Regions from separate parts of the Homo sapiens genome. Here region 1 is linked to region 2. A link is an interaction called in ENCODE POLR2A ChIA-PET data of the cell type or tissue named here. Cell type or tissue: GM12878. All regions are shown on one strand. Each heading gives the region's core, and the rest is flanking DNA. Links, peaks and the distances in the headings are about the cores only.

Evidence for each region. ChIA-PET counts read pairs that join two places held together with the same protein. Peaks named below come from ENCODE experiments on the same cell type or tissue, not always from the same donor. Only the 100,000 strongest peaks of a DNase experiment are listed, where the experiment ranks them.
Region 1: POLR2A ChIA-PET joins it to region 2 with 8 read pairs; 2 of 35 experiments call an interaction of 5 or more read pairs at or near these places.

The regions. Positions count from the first base shown.
Region 1 is chr1:40,359,373-40,369,844 of GRCh38, reverse strand. It overlaps a transcript of SMAP2 not described here. Among named protein-coding and RNA genes, the nearest start is that of SMAP2, 9.1 kb to the left of the region's middle. In GM12878, for the core only: a CTCF peak has its summit at 5,963; no DNase peak of the experiment used is centred there.
Region 2 is chr1:40,228,304-40,238,775 of GRCh38, reverse strand. RLF (RLF zinc finger) reads right to left here. Exons shown (of 8, transcript NM_012421.4): 7 at 7,118-7,259; 8 at 1-2,984. Among named protein-coding and RNA genes, the nearest start is that of TMCO2, 14 kb to the left of the region's middle. In GM12878, for the core only: no CTCF peak of the experiment used is centred there; a DNase peak (open chromatin) is centred at 6,135; H3K27ac peaks cover 1,830 bases.

The DNA of each region.
Region 1 (10,472 bases), core at 2,609-7,608, 130 kb before region 2:
TTTGTCTTTTGTTGCCATTGCTTTTGGTGTTTTGGACATGAAGTCCTTGCCCATGCCTATGTTCTGAATGGTAATGCCTAGGTTTTCTTCTAGGGTTTTTATGGTTTTAGGTCTAACGTTTAAATCTTTAATCCATCTTGAATTGATTTTTGTATAAGGTGTAAGGAAGGGATCCAGTTTCAGCTTTCTACATATGGCTAGCCAGTTTTCCCAGCACCATTTATTAAATAGGGAATCCTTTCCCCATTTCTTGTTTTTCTCAGGTTTGTCAAAGATCAGACAGTTGTAGGTATGCGGCGTTATTTCTGAGGGCTCTGTTCTGTTCCATTGATCTATATCTCTGTTTTGGTACCAGTACCATGCTGTTTTGGTTATTGTAGCCTTGTAGTAAAGTTTGAAGTCAGGTAGTGTGATGCCTCCAGCTTTGTTCTTTTGGCTTAGGATTGACTTGGCGATGTGGGCTCTTTTTTGGTTCCATATGAACTTTAAAGTAGTTTTTTCCAATTCTGTGAAGAAAGTCATTGGTAGCTTGATGGGGATGGCATTGAATCTGTAAATTACCTTGGGCAGTATGGCCATTTTCACAATATTGATTCTTCCTACCCATGAGCATGGAATGTTCTTCCATTTGTTTGTATCCTCTTTTATTTCCTTGAGCAGTGGTTTGTAGTTCTCCTTGAAGAGGTCCTTCACATCCCTTGTAAGTTGGATTCCTAGGTATTTTATTCTCTTTGAAGCAATTGTGAATGGGAGTTCACTCATGATTTGGCTCTCTGTTTGTCTGTTGTTGGTGTATAAGAATGCTTGTGATTTTTGTACATTGATTTTGTATCCTGAGACTTTGCTGAAGTTGCTTATCAGCTTAAGGAGATTTTGGGCTGAGACAATGGGGTTTTCTAGATATACAATCATGTCATCTGCAAACAGGGACAATTTGACTTCCTCTTTTCCTAATTGAATACCCTTTATTTCCTTCTCCTGCCTAATTGCCCTGGCCAGAACTTCCAACACTATGTTGAATAGGAGTGGTGAGAGAGGGCATCCCTGTCTTGTGCCAGTTTTCAAAGGGAATGCTTCCAGTTTTTGCCCATTCAGTATGATATTGGCTATGGGTTTGTCATAGATAGCTCTTATTATTTTGAAATACGTCCCATCAATACCTAATTTATTGAGAGTTTTTAGCATGAAGGGTTGTTGAATTTTGTCAAAGGCTTTTTCTGCATCTATTGAGATAATCATGTGGTTTTTGTCTTTGGTTCTGTTTATATGCTGGATTACATTTATTGATTTGCGTATATTGAACCAGCCTTGCATCCCAGGGATGAAGCCCACTTGATCATGGTGGATAAGCTTTTTGATGTGCTGCTGGATTCGGTTTGCCAGTATTTTATTGAGGATTTTTGCATCAATGTTCATCAAGGATATTGGTCTAAAATTCTCTTTTTTTGTTGTGTCTCTGCCCGGCTTTGGTATCAGAATGATGCTGGCCTCATAAAATGAGTTAGGGAGGATTCCCTCTTTTTCTATTGATTGGAATAGTTTCAGAAGGAATGGTACCAGTTCCTCCTTGTACCTCTGGTAGAATTCGGCTGTGAATCCATCTAGTCCTGGACTCTTTTTGGTTGGTAAGCTATTGATTATTGCCACAATTTCAGCTCCTGTTATTGGTCTATTAAGAGATTCAACTTCTTCCTGGTTTAGTCTTGGGAGAGTGTATGTGTCGAGGAATTTATCCATTTCTTCTAGATTTTCTAGTTTATTTGCGTAGAGGTGTTTGTAGTATTCTCTGATGGTAGTTTGTATTTCTGTGGGATCGGTGGTGCTATCCCCTTTATCATTTTTTATTGTGTCTATTTGATTCTTCTCTCTTTTTTTCTTTATTAGTCTTGCTAGCGGTCTATCAATTTTGTTGATCCTTTCAAAAAACCAGCTCCTGGATTCACTGATTTTTTGAAGGGTTTTTTGTGTCTCTATTTTCTTCAGTTCTGCTCTGATTTTAGTTATTTCTTGCCTTCTGCTAGCTTTTGAATGTGTTTGCTCTTGCTTTCTAGTTCTTTTAATTGTGATGTTAGGGTGTCAATTTTGGATCTTTCCTGCTTTCTCTTGTGGGCATTTAGTGCTAAAAATTTCCCTCTACACACTGCTTTGAATGCATCCCAGAGATTCTGGTATGTTGTGTCTTTGTTCTCGTTGGTTTCAAAGAACATCTTTATTTCTGCCTTCATTTCGTTATGTACCCAGTAGTCATTCAGGAGCAGGTTGTTCAGTTTCCATGTAGTTGAGCGGCTTTGAGTGAGATTCTTAATCCTGAGTTCTAGTTTGATTGCACTGTGGTCTGAGAGATAGTTTGTTATAATTTCTGTTCTTTTACATTTGCTGAGGAGAGCTTTACTTCCAAGTATGTGGTCAATTTTGGAATAGGTGTGGTGTGGTGCTGAAAAAAATGTATATTCTGTTGATTTGGGGTGGAGAGTTCTGTAGATGTCTATTAGGTCCGCTTGGTGCAGAGCTGAGTTCAATTCCTGGGTATCCTTGTTGACTTTCTGTCTCGTTGATCTGTCTAATGTTGACAGTGGGGTGTTAAAGTCTCCCATTATTATTGTGTGGGAGTCTAAGTCTCTTTGTAGGTCACTCAGGACTTGCTTTATGAATCTGGGTGCTCCTGTATTGGGTGCATATATATTTAGGATAGTTAGCTCTTCTTGTTGAATTGATCCCTTTACCATTATGTAATGGCCTTCTTTGTCTCTTTTGATCTTTGTTGGTTTAAAGTCTGTTTTATCAGAGACTAGGATTGCAACCCCTGCCTTTTTTTGTTTTCCATTTGCTTGGTAGATCTTCCTCCATCCTTTTATTTTGAGCCTATGTGTGTCTCTGCACGTGAGATGGGTTTCCTGAATACAGCACACTGATGGGTCTTGACTCTTTATCCAATTTGCCAGTCTGTGTCTTTTAATTGGAGCATTTAGTCCATTTACATTTAAAGTTAATATTGTTATGTGTGAATTTGATCCTGTCATTATGATGTTAGCTGGTGATTTTGCTCGTTAGTTGATGCAGTTTCTTCCTAGTCTCGATGGTCTTTACATTTTGGCATGATTTTGCAGTGGCTGGTACGGGTTGTTCCTTTCCATGTTTAGCGCTTCCTTCAGGAGCTCTTTTAGGGCAGGTCTGGTGGTGACAAAATCTCTCAGCATTTGCTTGTCTGTAAAGTATTTTATTTCTCCTTCACTTATGAAGCTTAGCTTGGCTGGATATGAAATTCTGGGTTGAAAATTCTTTTCTTTAAGAATGTTGAATATTGGCCCCCACTCTCTTCTGGCTTGTAGGGTTTCTGCTGAGAGATCCGCTGTTAGTCTGATGGGCTTCCCTTTGAGGGTAACCCGACCTTTCTCTCTGGCTGCCCTTAACATTTTTTCCTTCATTTCAACTTTGGTGAATCTGACAATTATGTGTCTTGGAGTTGCTCTTCTCGAGGAGTATCTTTGTGGCGTTCTCTGTATTTCCTGAATCTGAACGTTGGCCTGCCTTGCTAAATTGGGGAAGTTCTCCTGGATAATATCCTGCAGAGTGTTTTCCAACTTGGTTCCATTCTCCCCATCACTTTCAGGTACACCAATCAGATGTAGATTTGGTCTTTTCACATAGTCCCATATTTCTTGGAGGCTTTGCTCATTTCTTTTTACTCTTCTTTCTCTAAACTTCCCTTCTCGCTTCATTTCATTCATTTCATCTTCCATTGCTGACACCCTTTCTTCCAGTTGATCGCATCGGCTCCTGAGGCTTCTGCATTCTTCACGTAGTTCTCGAGCCTTGGTTTTCAGCTCCATCAGCTCCTTTAAGCACTTCTCTGTATTGGTTATTCTAGTTATACATTCTTCTAAATTTTTTTCAAAGTTTTCAACTTCTTTGCCTTTGGTTTGAATGTCCTCCCGTAGCTCAGAGTAATTTGATCGTCTGAAGCCTTCTTCTCTCAGCTCGTCAAAGTCATTCTCCATCCAGCTTTGTTCTGTTGCTGGTGAGGAGCTGCGTTCCTTTGGAGGAGGAGAGGCGCTCTGATTTTTGGAGCTTCCAGTTTTTCTGTTCTGTTTTTTCCCCATCTTTGTGGTTTTATCTACTTTTGGTCTGTGATGATGGTGATGTACAGATGGGTTTTTGGTGTGGATGTCCTTTCTGTTTGTTAGTTTTCCTTCTAACAGACAGGACCCTCAGCTGCAGGTCTCAGATGGAAATGCAGAAATCACCGGTCTTCTGCGTCGGTCACGCTGGGAGCTGTAGACCGGAGCTGTTCCTATTCGGCCATCTTGGCTCCTCCCCGAATGTATCCAGTTATAGAATTTTCTATCTGTCCCAGTGGCCACTGAGCATAGTTTGGTTGCACTGTATCTAATGGATTTCAGAAAATTGGAATGAATTGAAGAATCCTGATACCACATTTCATACTCAGCTTCCAGATAATTTCTCTTTATTGTTTTTATTTTGTTTTGTTTTGCTTTGGTGGCAGTAGAATTTATTAGAATGTGCCTTTTAAAAATTATTTGAAATAGAGATGGAGTCTTGCTTTGTTGCTCAGGATGGTCTTGAATTCATAGCCTAAAATGATCCTCACACCTTGGCCTCCCAAAGTGCTGAGGTTACAGGCATGAGCCTAGAATGTGGCTTAATACAGGCACGTGGGCTTGCCCACGGTGCTCTCAGTATATAAAGCTTGAATGTCTTGGCAATTTTTCTTGAGTAATGACACTAGGAAGTTGACAGCCAGGTGAATGTTATGTACAAGCTCATCGTCTGTCATCTTCACATGGCCAACAGCCACAGCCAGACATAGCACCTTCTTCATCTGAAACTGGGTTGTGGACTTCACCTCATCCACTTTGGCCACCATGTTTTTGTTGTGTGTCAGCAGGGGAGGGAACTTACCCACCTTATTTAGGCCTGGGCCAAGGATTCATGGGATCTGCTTGATCAGAGACTCTGAGGCTAAAAAGACATTATACTTTTTGACAGCTGTTTGACCGATTATTATTCTTATTGAGCTTTTCAGCACCTTGATGTCCCTGTGGAGGATATCCACAGCCTTGAGCCATTTTTTTTTTTTTTGGAGACAGGGTCTCACTTTGTCATCCAGGCTGGAGTGCAGAGGCTCGAACATAGCTCACTGCAACCTCGACTTCCCAGGCTCAAGCAGTCCTCCCACCTCAGCCTCCTGAGTAGCTGGGACTACAGGCGTACATCACCATGTCCAGCTAATTTTGTGTATTTTTTGTAGAGACAGGGTTTCACCATGTTGCCCAGGTTGGTCCTGAGCTCCTGGAATCAAGCGATCCTCCTGCCTTGGCCTCCCAAAGTGCTGGGATTACAGGCATGAATCACTGTGCCTGGCCCATCTTATTTTTCTTTAATAAATTATTTTCTGTTTGTAGAAATAGGATCTGGCTATGTTGCCCAGGCTGTCTCAAACTCCTGGCCTCAAACAATCCTCTCCACTCAGCCTCTCAAAGTGCTGGGATTACAGGTGTGAGCCACCTTGCTTGCCCTCTTTTTTTTCTTTAAATCAGAGTATTTTGAAACCCCAACTCACATAAATAAGGACAAAATAAAAACCACTATACTAGAGAAGCCACAGTAATAAAATGCCCAGATTACTACCAAGAAAGAGGTATGGTGAACATTTTTGGACTATTGCCACAGGAAACTCTCATTAGTGTATCTTATAGCTAAGAGATCAAAATCTCTTAAGCCATATGTTAATCAGTTTCTGATTCACTGGCCAGTCACTTTACCTATACCAGATAACACTCATAGAATGACCTGTTCATTTAGAAAGCTGGATAATTATGCTCCCTGTTTTACTATGAGCTCAGTGTTATTTGTCACATGCAAATGAGCTTGGTGAGACTAAGCTTAGTGAGCTTCGTGATTCCCCTCTGGCTACAGCTGGTCTAAATGCTGCCTCTGGGGGCACCAGCTGAGTTCTGCCCAGGGTTGCTTTCCACTGTGACAAGGCAGCACTGAGTTCTAATGTAAAGTCCCACAATCACTGCACTCTCCTTCCCCCAAGCACACCAGTTCTCTCTCTGATCCACACGGCTGCTGGTGGGGAAGGGGTTAGTGGCATCAGCAATTCAAGACTGTCTTTTGTACTCTCTTCAGTGTCTCTTTCTGTAATATGAAGTTAAAACCAGGTACTGTGATTACTCACTGTATTTTTGGTTCATATGAAGGTGATTTTTTGTGTGGATAGTTGTTCAATTTGGTGTTCCTGTGGGGAGGACAATTGGTGAGGTCTTCTATTTTTGGCCATCTTGCTCTGCCTTCCTAGATATTAGATTTTTTTTTTTAAGTTTTAAATCAAAGTAAAAACATGCACATAGTTTTAAAAGTCAAGTAATTATACAAGGCTTATAATGACAAACAGTAATCCTCTGCCCCATCTCTGCCCACACTGGTCCCTACTCCTCTGAGACAACCATTTTCAACTCTTATAGTTGTTTCTTCTACAATTTATGTATTGCCCAAATAACATGTTTCTATCACCATGATTTACCTTCCCAGCTTTGCTTATTCACTTCCTGCTATGGAAGATGAAGATTTAGATTTCTTTATATATACTCCCCCAGACTTCCTTTCCCACATTTTCCTAGTATAGTTAAATGACAATATTTTGTTAAATTAATGCTCAATATTTATAATATTATGACTTAATATTATTGACAGTTGTGCTTTGTATTCATTGATTGCATTTTTTTCCTGGTTAAACTTTTTGTTTTTCCTGGAGTCAATAATTGCTCCACTTTGGAGTGCTTAATTTTCTATGAACCTATGATTAATTCATCTCCTAATACTCTGACAGAAGAGAATTTCCTCTTAGTGAGTTCTAACACATCAGCTAAGCTATAAATTTCATTATTCTTGGCGCTGTCCATCCTGAAGCTTCTGCCCTGCTGCTCCAAGCTGGAGGAGGCCTGCTGCTATGTAATCATCACCCTGGAATTCCCCTTCACTATCATCCTGGGAATAGCCTTCCTCTTTTTCCTGTGTTGAATGCTCTATTTTCTGGATTTGGTGCTTACGAGGGACAGAGCAAGTATAACTGACCAAGGCCTACTCCAAGAACTCTGTAGTGTAATGATAGGAAATTGCCCCACACCAGAGCATATCAATGTGAAATGGCAGAACACTGGGGGAAAAGGCAAGATCTGAAGTTTCCAGAGAGGAAAAACAAATCACATGAAAAAGAATCAGGAATGAGAATAGCATGGAGTTCTCAACAGTAGCACTGGAAGCCAGGAGACAATGAAACTTTGCCTCCAAAATTCTGAGAAAAAAAAGAGTTGCCAACCCAGAATTCTGTACCACCCAAACTACTATTCTAGAGGCAGTGTTGAATAAAGACAGTTTCACATACCATAGATTTCAAAATCTTGCCTCCTGCGCTGGCTGTGTTCCATTGGCTTCCACATCCTCTCTCAGCCCTTCAACTGGCTCTGAGGTCTAAGAGACAACTTTGATAGATGGCATCAACCTGGCTTCTCTGCACACCAGCTTTTGGTTGTGTTCAACCAATGGGAAGAACAGTGGGAAATCAGAGGGCAAGAGGAGAGAGAAGTCGAGTTATTTATTTTCTCTGCTTTCTCCCTACTGGCAGAGCTACTGCCCCCCTCCAGTGACAGTCAAAGTGTCTGCGACAGTGGCCCTCTTGACTGTGATGGTGGCCCTCTCCTACAGCGAGGGCTCACATCACATTCTGGTCATACTCTCTCCCCTGGCCTCTTCAGGCTTTGAGGGCAACAGCCATCTGCACTTGCTCGCCCCAAGATACATCATGCCCTTGGTTGATTTTCTTTCACCCTTCCCACACTTTACAAAATGGTCCCTTCTTTAAACGCTCCTCACTGGCCTCTTTTGCATTGGCCACAGGCTTCCTATTGGAATCCTAACCAGTTTATCTCCCATGCACACTTTGTCAAAAATGACAGCACAATCAAGCCGGGAGTCAGAAGCCTTAGGAATCAACCTGTTGCTCTATTCTATAGCAGCTGAGCTGGCACCCAAGCCACAAGACAAAGTCCTTCCCCCTCTTCCTTTCCCTTTGCTCAAGCAGAGGAGTCTCTCCCTGTGGCCACCAGTGCCCCAGGCCCACGGAAAGTACTCCCTGGCTTCTGCTGATGTTCATTCAAAGCCTAAGGGCTCTTTGGTCAGCTTGTGGTGAATGCTGCGAGGTGTGGGACTCTCCCTTCAGGGCAGTGGGCTCCCCTCTGGCCCAGGGAAGGTCCAGAAATGCCATCTAAGAGCTAAGGTCTGGAATTGGGGACCTCAAGGGCCCACTTGGTCAATCTGGTACCTAAGCTGCAGGACAAAGTTCCCTTTACTCTTCCTTCTCCTTTTTCAAGCAGAAGGAGTCCATTCCTGCAGCCACCACAGCTGGGAATGTGCTGGGTCACACATTAAGCCAGCACATCTCTGAGTCTCACCCAAGGCCCATGGTGAGTCCTGCCTGGGTACTGCTGCTGATCATTCGGGGCCCAAGTGCTCTTGAGTGAACAAGTGAAGAATCCTGCCAGGACTGGGTTCTTCCCTTCAAGGCAGTGGGTTCCCTTCTGACCCAGGGTGTGTCTAGAAATGTCATCCAAAACCTAGGACCTGGAATAGGGGCCTCAGGACTCTGCCTGGTGCCCTATCCTACTGTGGCTGAACTGGTATCCAAGTTGCAAGGCAAAGCCCTCTTTTCTCTCTCCTCTCTTGTGGAAGAAATGACTTTCTCCTGGAACTGCAAGCTATGCTGCCTGCAATTGGGGAAGGGATGGCAAAAGCACTACCTTGGCAGCCCCAGCTGGTGTCTTATTAAGTCATGTGCCCCCCATGTCCACTGGCTTCAAGCCCAGCATAGCATCAGGACTGTCCCCAGAATTGCAGTCCTCATGGCCTTGACTGTCTTTGAAGTTTACTTAGAACTCCAGAGCACTTTGGCCTGGGGTGGTGAGACTAATGTGAACTGTTTCCAACCACTGGTATGGACAATTCCCCTCTGGTGAGGATTGATCTAAATGCTCCCTGTGGAGCACTGGCTGAGTTCTGCCCAGGGTTGCTTTCCACTGTGACAAGGCAGCACTGAGTTCTAATGCAAAGTCCCACAATCACTGTGCTCTCCTTCTCCCAAGCACACTGATTCTCTCTGGGCCACACAGCTGTTGCTATGGAATGGGGGAGCAGTGCCATCAGCAATTCAAGACTGTCCTTTGGGCTGGGCACAGTGGCTCATGCCTGTAATCCCAGCACTTTGGGAGGCCGAGGCAGGTGGATGACCTGAGGTCAGAAGTTTGAGACCAGCCTGGCCAACATGGCAAAACCATGAGTCTACTAAAAATACAAAAATTAGCCAGGCGTGGTAGTGGGTACCTGTAATCCCACTACTCAGGAGGCTGAGGCAGGAGAATCACTTGAACCTGAGAGGCAGAGGTTGCAGTGAGCCAAGATCTTGCCACTGCACTCCAGCCTGGGCAACAGAGTAAGACTTTATCTCAAAAAAAAAAAAAAAAGCTCAGGCACGGTGGCTCACGCCTGTAATCCCAGCACTTTGGGAGGCCGAGGCAGGCGGATCATGAGGTCAGGAGATCGAGACCATCCTGGCTAACATGGTGAAACCCCGTCTCTACTAAAATTACAAAAAATTAGCCGGGTGTGGTGGTGGGCACCTGTAGTCCCAGCTACTCAGGAGGCTGAGGCAGGAGAATGGCATGAACCTGGGAGGCGGAGCTTGCAGTGAGCCGAGATCGCACCACTGCACTCCAGCCTAGGTGACACAGCGAGACTCCATCTCAAAAAAAAAAAAAAAAAAAAGAAAGAAGAAGAAGAAAAAAGTCTGTCTTTTGTACCCTCTTCAGTGCCTCTTTCTGTAATACGAAGTTAAAACCAGATACTGTGATTGCTTACTGATCAAAAATAATAATTACAACTTTTCAAGACATAGACAGTCCAATGAGATATAGACAGAAATGACAAAAAGTTAAAAAGGAGGGGGATAAAGTGTTGAGTTTTTATTAGTTTTTTTCTTTGCTTGTCTGTTTACGCAATCAGTGTTAAGTTGTCATCAGTTTAAAATAATGGGTTATAAGAGATGATTTGCAGTCCTTATGGTAACCTCAAATAAAAAACAAACAACAGATAAACAAAAAATAAAAAGCAAAAAAGTAAAGTGTACCACCAGAGAAAACCACCTTCACTAAAAGGAAGACAAGTAGAAAGGAAAGAAGGAAGAGAAAACCACAAAACAACCAGAAAACAAATAACAAAGTGGCAGGCATAAGTCCTTACTTACCAATAATAACACTGAATGTAAATGGACTAAACTCTCTGATGAAAAGACATAAAGTGGCTGAATGGATGAAAAAACAAGACCTGGTGATCTGTTGCATACAAGAAACTTACTTATAAAGACACAAATAGGGGTGCGGTGGCTCATGCCTGTAATC
Region 2 (10,472 bases), core at 3,556-8,555:
CATTTGACAAGTTCCCTTTTGGTTCTTGCTTTGTCTTTCTCCAAACATAACTGTTCTTTGTTGTACTGATGTACAGTTCTGTAATGGCGAATTAAGCCTTTTAGATTGGTGAATGAGGAGTTGCAAGTTTTATGAATACAATGGAATGGTTTGTGGTATTTATTCAAAATATAACACAGATTTCCTTTAGCAACAGTTCGCCTGCTACCTCTGCCCTCTCTTCCTTCTTGTTCTTCTCTATGGCTGCCTATTGGTGATGAAATGTCAGATGTTTTACTTTCTGTTTCTTCACAAGATGATTCCAAATCTGTTTCAGAACTACATTCATCCTTTTTAGGATGACAGTGTGGTTTCTCAGAGTTACTACTGGGATCACCTCCAAGTTCTGCAGAACAATCACCTTTCAACCTATCTACTGAACATGGGCCTTCATGATCACACTTTTCATTATCTAATAGTTTGTGAGTTGCTCTGTCACTGCCAATTTGATGTTTATTTTTATAATGAATCCTAAGGTGTGTTTTTCTTGTAAATGACCTTTGGCAAATATGACACTGAAATGGGGAATACCGATGTTGGAACATGGTTAACTGAAGGACTTTTTCTTTTGAATAATTATGCTTTTTAAGATAATGCATTAACAGAGCCTCTCTGGTCACAAATTCATATTTGCATCCTTGAAGCTCACAGAAAAACGGCTTAGCCGCCAACTGTGCAAGGTACTGACTTGGCATGTTTTCATCTTGATTCTGAAAATTAAGGTCTGAGATAGATGAAACTGACTGAAGAGACTTAGCACCACTGGATGGGTACCCCTGCAATGACCCTGAGAAAGATCCATGTGTTATTGAGTTTTTCAAGCTTAAATGTTTCAAGCGTAACAGAAGTTCCAACATGGTATCCTCTGTACAGGGCCTTTTAGAAGCACAAATGGAGGATTCTGAGGAATAACCTTGATGTTCTCGTTTACATTTAATGTGAATATTGTGATCTAGACCTTCATCTGGGGAGTCACTGTTTGTATCTGAGCAGGGTTTAGGTTCTGCATCCAACTTTTCAGTTGTCTGATTATGTTCATTACCCAAAGAGGGAAACAGATCTTTCGTCTTTATCTTTTTGGGCTTGAAATGGTATGGATGAACCTTCCGTAAATGTTTCTGCATTCCTCTTGCATTTTTGTATGTGGAACCACAGCCATCAAAACCACAGGTAAACTTAGTCCCGTCAAAACAAACTGCCATACTGGAACATTTTTCTTTTAAACTGGAGGGCCCAAAGACTTTCTCATTAGATAACAATACATCCTGCATAGTTTCAGAGTGATCTAGTGTGTCAATTAGCTCTTCATTCATTGAAGCTGAAGAGCTATGACTTAACTGATCACTAGAATTACTGTCACTGTTTTCTTTCAGGTTTTCTGCAGTTTCTGTATCTATTTGAGAATTAGCTGATTCTGCACAGAAAAGATCTTCAGGTAAATGTGATTTATCAGTTTGGTTAAGTAGATGGGGCTGATTAATACAATCTTGCTTTTCACCTGTTGCAGACTCCTCAAGTTTCACTGATTTCTTTATGTCTCCATTTGAATTTTCAACATTATGCATTGAGAGGTGATTCTGGTATTCAATTTTGGAGTAATAGAACTTTTTACAGCCAAGGAAGTTGCATGTGTAAGATGCATCCCTAAAGTGTTGTGCTTCATGGTGGTAAAGCTGTCCCAAGTCACTGAAAACAATATTACAGCCATTTAATTCACATTTGTAACGCAGATCGTCATGCTTTTGTTTATGGTTAAGTAGTTCATTTACTGATCCAAACCTAGCATAGCAATCTATAGATACACACATATAAGGCTGAGGCCCACAATGCACTTGTTCGTGCTCTCGAAGGTGAAAAGCAGACATAAAATGTCGTCGACAGTAAGTACACTTCTCTCTTCTATTTTTCATATCCAAGTAGTGCTTGGCATTTTCATCATTATTTTGGTGTTCAGCTTTAAGATGCACACTTAAGTATTTAAATTGCTTAAACACACGGGAACAGTCTGTACCGGGACATGGATACAAATCTCTGTCTTGCAGGTGGCAATCTTCTAATTTGCTGAATGTGACATATTCATGAGACTCTCCTTTGGCTTGGTCATTCAATGAATGGTTTTGCTCTGGGATTGCAGAGGGGCTCTTAGGACAAATACCCTTTTGAGAGCCTTTTAACAGTAATTTCTTTTTAGAGCGGTCCCTTCTGCTTGGTGGCATTTTAACATGCTCCATCACATGAGGAACAAACATTTCTTTTCTCTTAAATTTTTTAATACAAACTGGACAGGTGTAAATTCCATCTTCCATATGCATCTTAGAATGATGAAGAATTCTAGCCTCTATACATTCCCGCTTACATAACAAACAGAAAAACTTGTACTGAAGCCACCTCTGATATCTTTCAGAAGAGCCAATAGGTTTTTTGTCTCTTTTCTCCTTATGCTGATCTGTCAAATCTCTTCTTCTATATTGTTTATCTTCTTTACCCTCATCATAGTCACTGAGAAATGACTCTAAAACATCTGTGTCATTAATGGACATTTCATAGCCACTTAAATCATCATCAGAATCTGAGGCTTCTTGTCCTAAAAGTTGGTGGCAGTGTCGTTTTAAAGTTTTCCAGTCCCAAAACTCAGGATCAAAAGGCCAGTGGGCTTTTAAAGCTAGTAAGAGCTCACATCGAAGAGAATTTGGAACCGGTGCATTTTCTTCATCAAATTTTTGATCTGGTTGCAAATATAGTTCTTCTAACATATTAAATCCATCCAAACTGGGTTCAATTAAGAATTCTGTAAGCTGACAGGCTCGTCTAACTTCTAAATCTTCTGGTAAAAGACAGGCAATTGTTTTACAAACTGATGCCTTCATTTCCTCATCTTCACTTGATCTGAGTTGAAGAGCTCTGACACACAGTAAAATTGACACCCCAAGACCAGCATCTTGTGCCTGTAAGTAAAAGAGGATAAAAAAATTATTTTTTTGCATACAGAAAGATTATATAACTTTCACTGATAAGGAATTTTAGCTTGTAAAAACTTTTAGAGTTCCTAAATTTTATCTTAAATCTTTCTTCATGAAAGTTACATTTAGATATTTCTTGTCTCAACATGCAAAGAACTAAATTAGATGCTACAACTACGAACAATGTACATTTACTAGGCACTGTGTATTAAAGCAGTTCCTTACTTCCAAGGAATTTATCTGTACCCCGAATGCATAAACAATAAATGCATGTGAATCCAAAGAAATTCAGGATAAAAAAGGTCACTGGAGGATTCAAAATAGAATGATGTTGAGTAGAGGGGCAGGGTTTAAAATGGCAGCAACAGGAAACACAGGTATAGATGTGAGTCTAAGATTAAATTCAATTTAAGAAATTCTCTTTGGCTGGGCACGGTGGCTCACGCCTGTAATCCCAGCACTTTGGGAGGCCGAGGCAGGTGTATCACCTGAGTTTGAGACCAGCCTGACCAACACGGAGAAACCCCGTCTCTACTAAAAATACAAAATTAGCCAGGTGTGGTGGTGCATGCCTGTAATCCCAGCTACTCGGAGGCTGAGGCAGCAGAATCGCTTGAACCCAGGAGGTGGAGGTTGCAGTTTAGCCAAGATCACACCATTGCACTCCAGCCTGGGCAACAAGAGCAAAACTCCGTCTCAAAAAAAAAAAAAAAAAAAAAAATTCTCTCTATCATGAACACTTGGATTTTTCAAAACTTCAAAGATAAAATAAATGATCCTTTCCATTTCCTCCTGAAAGAATCTGGTAATTTATAGTCACCGTCACAGGTGTACTGAATCTCAGCTTTCCAGGGAAAAAACAGAAATCAGAAATCTTGCTATGGCAGCAGGTTCTCAGAAACTAGTTTAAAATTAGGAAGACCTGGTCATATGTGATAAAAGCTTGGTACATACAAGATAACTCTTTTTATCTGAGAGGCTGAAATAAAATACAAAAATGACATGAGCAAAGAAAAGCAAGATATGTCAGAGTGGCTTAAAACGCACTGCTATGAGCAGAGACTTTAGAATCAGACTTTGACTGCCTTTGAACCCCAGCTTCACAACAAGTGACAAGTTCTCAACCTCTAAACTTCAGTTTCCTTATTGGTAAAATGATAACAGTAATGTTAATAACAGATTTTCCTCCTAAGGTTATAAAGATGAAATAATAACGCTGGCACATTGTAACTATTTAACAGAATACAATGTAAAATAATGGAGTAAATTCCACTGTTTAAATCAGTAAACAATTTGCCAGGCATTTAATTCTGTGTTGGGCATCATTCATTCTAAATGCTGGGAACACAAAGAAATCACTGTCATTGATTTACAGAACCCCTACTACAGCCTAGGCACTTATTTGAAATAAACTTTTTTGCACGTATTATCCTCATTTTATAGACAAAAAACCCCCAACACTCAGAACGTTAAGTTGCCCAATGTCACTAACTAGTGAGCAGAGGAGCAAGGACTTAAAAGCATTTAGGCCGGGCACAGTGGCTCACACCTGTAATCCCAGCACTTTGGGAGGCCGAGGCAGGCACATCACTTGAGGCATGGAGTTTAAGACCAGCAGGGCCAACATGGCAAAACCCCATTTCTAATAAAAATACAAAAAATTAGCCAGGCATGGTGATGCAGGCCCAAAGCCCCAGCTACTTGGGAGGCTGAGGCATCAGAATCCCTTGAACCTGGGAAGCGGAGGTTGCAGTGAGCTGAGATCACGCCACTGCATGCCAGCCTGGGCAACAGAGTGAGACTCCGTCTCAAAAAAAAGAAGATATTTGGCCTGAAGAGTAGAAGAGATGTGGACTGGTAGGTGAAAAGGGAGTGAGTGAGTGTAGAATCCCTTGCAAACTGAGACTCCAACTTTTTTTTCTTTAAAACTAGTCAAGTGTAATAGTGAGAAGGGGGAAAGAGTAGAACAGAGTTCAGTCTGTAACTGACTGTGAACAATCAATTGAGATAACTCCCTACCTTTCAGACGAGCTGAGACTCTAGCTTTTTTGAAAGAGAGGCATTACCTAGCCTGTATCAGCTAGGATCTGGTTCTGTTGTGAGTGGCAGACTTCCCACAACAGTAGTGGCCTAAAGAATATAGAAGTTTCTCCCTCTCATTTGGAATGTAGTCCAAGTAAAACAGGCCATGTTGCTTTAGTGGCTCCACAGGACTAGACCATGGGTCTCTTGACTTATTAGGATGATGTGATAGAAGTTTATCATTTGTAAGTAAGAGCAGAGAGGACTTGGGGAAAGTCAGCTAAATTTTAAAATAATTCAGTTTCTCAACAAGTTACTAACTCCTTTTGGAAGACTGTGAGGTGGACAGCAAAGAATGGCCATTCTTTCTTAAACAGCCTAATCTGGCTGGGATGGTAACATTTGAAAAATCACTAACAACATTTTTCAAAGAAAAGTAACCAGAAATACTATTATATATTCTGAACAGATATGCCAAAAAGTTACTGAAAGGAGTAGTGAATAAATGTGAATCAGGATATGCAATGTGGAGCTGAATTTTGAAGAAATTGGTGGGTCTTAAACTAGGAAGGTGAGGGATCAAGAGTGACTTGGCATACTGTTGCAAGCGCACATAGGATATAGCCAAGTCATTCAATCTTTGCTTTTTTTTTTTTTTTTGAGACAGAGTCTCACTCTGTCGCCCAGGCTGGAGTGCAATGGTGTGATCTCGGCTCACTGCCACCTCTGCCTCCCAAGTTCAAGCAGGTGGGGCAGCTTACACCTATAATCCCAGCACTTTGGAAGGCTGAGGTGGGAGAATTGCTTGAGGCCAGGAGTTCAGAACCAGTCTGGGCAACAAAGCAAGACCCTGTATCTACCACTGCTCCCCGCCAAAAAAGAAAAAGCCAGGTATAGTGGCACACGCCTGCAATCTCAGCTACTCTGGAGGCTGAGACGGGAGGATTGCTTGAGCCAAGGAGTTTGAAGCTGTAATGAGCTATGATCGCACCACTGCACTACAGCCTGGGTGACAGAGCGAGACCTGTCTCAACCAAAAACTGAAAACTAAAGTCAGAGATGGAGGATGTCAGGTTTCAAGCACCAACTTGTTGCACCCTTGCTGCTTGAAAACAGAGGTAAAGACTGAGTGTAGCTTCTAGCACCTGAGAACAGACCCTGATTGGCAGCCAGCCAGAAAACAGAAACCTTAGTCCTACAACCACAGGAACTGAAACCTGTCGATAAGAATAAGCTTTGAAGTGGATTTTCCACAGAGCCTCTGATAGAACTTAGCCTGGCAAACTACATTTTAGCCAATATGATAATCTTAGAAGAGAATCCTGCCACATTGTGCTGGATTTCTGATTTACAAAACTGAACTGATAAAAACGGACATTGTTTTAAGTATTAATTTTTGTGATGTTATTCAACAATAGAAAATTAGTACCTTTATTAAAGATTTAAACAAAACAAAATGTTCTAATGGCCAATTATAAAGTAATTGTTTAAACAGGCAAGTTCTATAGTTACCTTGAAATGTTCTTTTTTTTTTTTTTAAAAAAAAAAAGACCAAGTCTCACTCTGTCACCTAGGCTGGAGTGCAGCAGTGCAATCTTGGCTCACCACAACCTCCGCCTTCCCTGTTCAAGCGATTCTCCTGCCTCAGCCTCCAAAGTAGCTGGGATTACAGGCGCCCGCCACCATGCCCGGCTAATTTTTGTATTTTTAGTAGAGACGGGGTTTCACCAGGTTGGCCAGGCTGGTCTCGAACTCCTGAGCTCAAGTAATCCACCCGCCTTGGCCTCCCAAAGTGCTGGGATTACAGGCTTGAGCCACCGTGCCTGGCCTCTTAAAATGTTCTTAACGTGACAGGAGACACAACTTCATTCACAGTAATTAGAAATAAATATCACCTAACTTGTTTGACCATCAATTTGTTTCTGATTAATTATAGGAAGTCAATCTGGAGAAACAGTCAGATGTGGTCAATTCCATTAATCTTATTAAAACTCATTATTTCTTATCTTCCTTTAAAGGGAATTTCCTGAGAAGTTATCTTCCCACTCATTTCTTTCCTCCAGCTACAGTTAGCAGAGAAGGCATAAAGTACTCACTTCAGTTTGTATAACTCTAATGAGGCAAAATAAATGCTGCTGCGTTTTAGCTATGACACCAAACTGACGACAGCGCTCCAAAAAAGTATCTAAAGAAGGGTCAATTCTTCTTTGCAGTTTACTCCAAAAAAGAGTCAGTTCCCTATAAAAAAAGAAGATCATGGTAAAACATTTAAAGTAACTGGTATTTGCTGCCCTGCCCCCGGCAACCCAATTTTTTGATCTGTAGAAAGCTGACAGTAGAGAAAACAAAAACTAGATTAAAAGCTGTCTATATTCACCACTGCTTTCTCCCAAACTGATAAAATTGTTAAGAATCCTCCGTAACAATTCCCTGACTTCTCTCTTGTGTTTAGGGGGAAAAATAAAAACAAAACACTACCTCCTTAACAGTGGCATTTAAAAAAAACTTATTTAGATCCCATGTTGTTCTAAAAGGTTTTATCCTTCACACTGGTGATTAATATACTGATTGAATTAAGCCCTGTCCTAATGGGCAGAAATAATCAGCCATCACTAAATTAACAACGAAATATATATACAACAAAGACACTCTAATGGTACACTTCTATACAGTGATCTTAAAGGGCCCTTTCCAGATCTAAAATGTCAGGATGCTACTTAGAGCCTGTAGTTTGGAATGGTTAAATACTTCCAGTGAAATAAGTAAAATGGCACTTTTTGGAAATGGCTAAAATACAGGAATCTCACAAAGATTCATTATGGAAACAAAAGGAAAGCTTGAAAATAATAAATTAAACAAAAACATTTAATGGGTAAAACACTCACGCAAAAAAGCATTAGAAACTCAACAATGCCAAGGATAGAAATGCTAATGAGAGAATGTAAAATGTGAATGCAAGGAAAGCTAATAGTGAAACTAAAAAGAATGTTATCACTTCTAATAGCAAAACTAAAAAGAGGCCGGGCATGGCGGGTGGCTCATGCCTGTAATCCTAGCATTTTGGGAGGTGAAGGGGGGCAGATCACTTGAGGTCAGGAGTTCGAAACCAGGCTGGCCAACATGGTGAAACCTCATCTCTACTACAAATATAAAACTTAGCTGAGTGTGGTGGTGGATGCCTGTAATCCCAGCTACTTGGGAGGCTGAGAACAGGAGAATCGCTTGAACCTGGGAGGTGGAGGTTGCAGTGAGCTGAGATAGCGCCACTGCACTCCAGCCTAGGCGACAGAGCAAGACTCCATCTCAAAAAAACAAAACAAACAAACAAAAAAAACACTAAACTAAAAAGAATGCTATCACTTAATACATGTGGCTCTTTTAAGTAAATCAATGGATACTGATTAAATAATTTTCATTTAAAAATCTGTACTTTTTCATAAGCCAATTTAAAAACACTGATATCCTATATTGCTATTAACACAGACTGTCTCCCAGAAAGTTGGCTACAAATCCAAAGCTTAAGAAATGAAAACATGTAATTTAAAGTAAATATATTTAACGGAATTTATTTTCTTATATTTCTAAAGAGGGAACTGGGGCTCTTGTAAGGTGATTTTCTTTTCTTCTTTTTTTTTTTTTTGAGACGGAGCTTTGCTCTTGTTGCCCAGGCTGGAGTGCAATGGCACCATCTTGGCTCACCGCAACCTCCACCTCCCAGGTTTAAGCAATGCTCCTGCCTCAGCCTCCCAAGTAGCTGGGATTACAGGCATGTGCCACCACGCCTGGATAATTTTGTATTTTTAGTAGAGATGGGGTTTCTCCATGTTGGTCAGGCTGGTCTCTAACTCCCAACCTCAGGTGATCTGCCTGCCTCGGCCTCCCAGAGTTCTGGGATTACAGGCATGAGCCACCGTGCCCGGCATAAGGTGAAATTTTTAAGTAGTTATAAAACTCGCTTCAAAGATTGAAATGAATATATGGTGTCTCAAAAGATAAATGACTGGCCGGGCGTGGTGTCTCATGGCTGTAATCACAGCACTTTGGGAGGCCAAGGCAGGTGGATCACAAGGTCAGGAGTTCGAGACCAGCCTGGCCAACATGGTGAAACCCCGTCTCTACTAAAAATACAAAAATTAGCTGGGTGTGGTGGTGCATGCCTGTAATCCTAGCTACTCAGGAGGCTGAGGCAGGAGAATTGCTTGAACCCGGGAGGTGGAGGTTGCGGTAAGCCGAGATTGCACCACTGCGCTCCAGCCTGGGTGACACAGCAAGACTCTGTCTCAAAAAAAAAAAAAAAAAAAAAAAAGATAAATGAATAAAGCTTAACAGGATGGCAAATTTGAGCTATAACCAATATAATTAATTTAAAATGCCTTTAAATATTTGCCTTTATTTGGCTAGTGCTACTTTCCTAACCACAAGAAGTGAAAATTGAGATAGGCCAGCTGTGAAAATAGCCACCAACCAGGCAAGCTGGGATAACTGTTCATTTTTAAACACACAATTGCTTTATTCAGATTTAAGCACGTTAAGTAATAAAAATTTTTGTAATCTGTCATATGTATGTGAAATCTGTCCTATTTGAACAGAACAAAAATTATCAAAGCCAGTAAATCCTGATTATAACGATAAATGAGTAAATGATGTCAACTATCTAAAATTTACTGCAGGGCTGGGCATGGTGGTTCATCCCTATAACCTCAGCAGAGGATTACTTGAGGCTAGGAGTTCAAGACCAGCCTGAGCAACGCAGTAAGACCCTAAAACCAACCAAACAAAAAAAGCTTAGCCACTCTTGGTGGCACACCTGTAGTCCCAATTACTGAGGAGGCAGAGGCAGCGGGGGGCGGGCAGGGTGGTCATTGAGCCCAGGATTTAAGGCTGCAGTAAGCTGTGATCTCACCAGTATACTCCAGCCTGGGTGACAGAGTAATATCTTCTCTCAAATAAAATAAAATTCACTAACTAAAGCTGGGCACAGAGGCTCATGCCTATAATCCCAGATACTTGGAAGGCTGAGGTGGGAGATCACTTGAGCCCAGGAGTTCAAGGCTGCAGCGAGCTTCGATTTTGCCACTATACTCCAGCCTGGCAACAAAGTTAGGTAAATCCATTAAAGTGGTAAAAGGCAGGTTGAGAACTAAGGTGTCTCAAATAATTTTTTTTTTTTTTTGAGATGGAGTCCACGCTGTCGCCCAGGCTGCAGTGCAATGGCATGATCTTGGCTCACTGCAACCTCCGCCTCCCGGGTTCAAGTGATTCTCCTGCCTCAGCCTCCCTCGAGTAGCTGGGATTACAGGCACCCACCACCACGCCCAGCTAATTTTCGTATTTTTAGAGACGGGGTTTCGCTATGTTGGCCAGGCTGGTCTTGAACTCCTGACCTTAGGTGATCCGCCCACCTTGCCCTCCCAAAGTGCTGGGATTACATTACATGCATGAGCCACCACG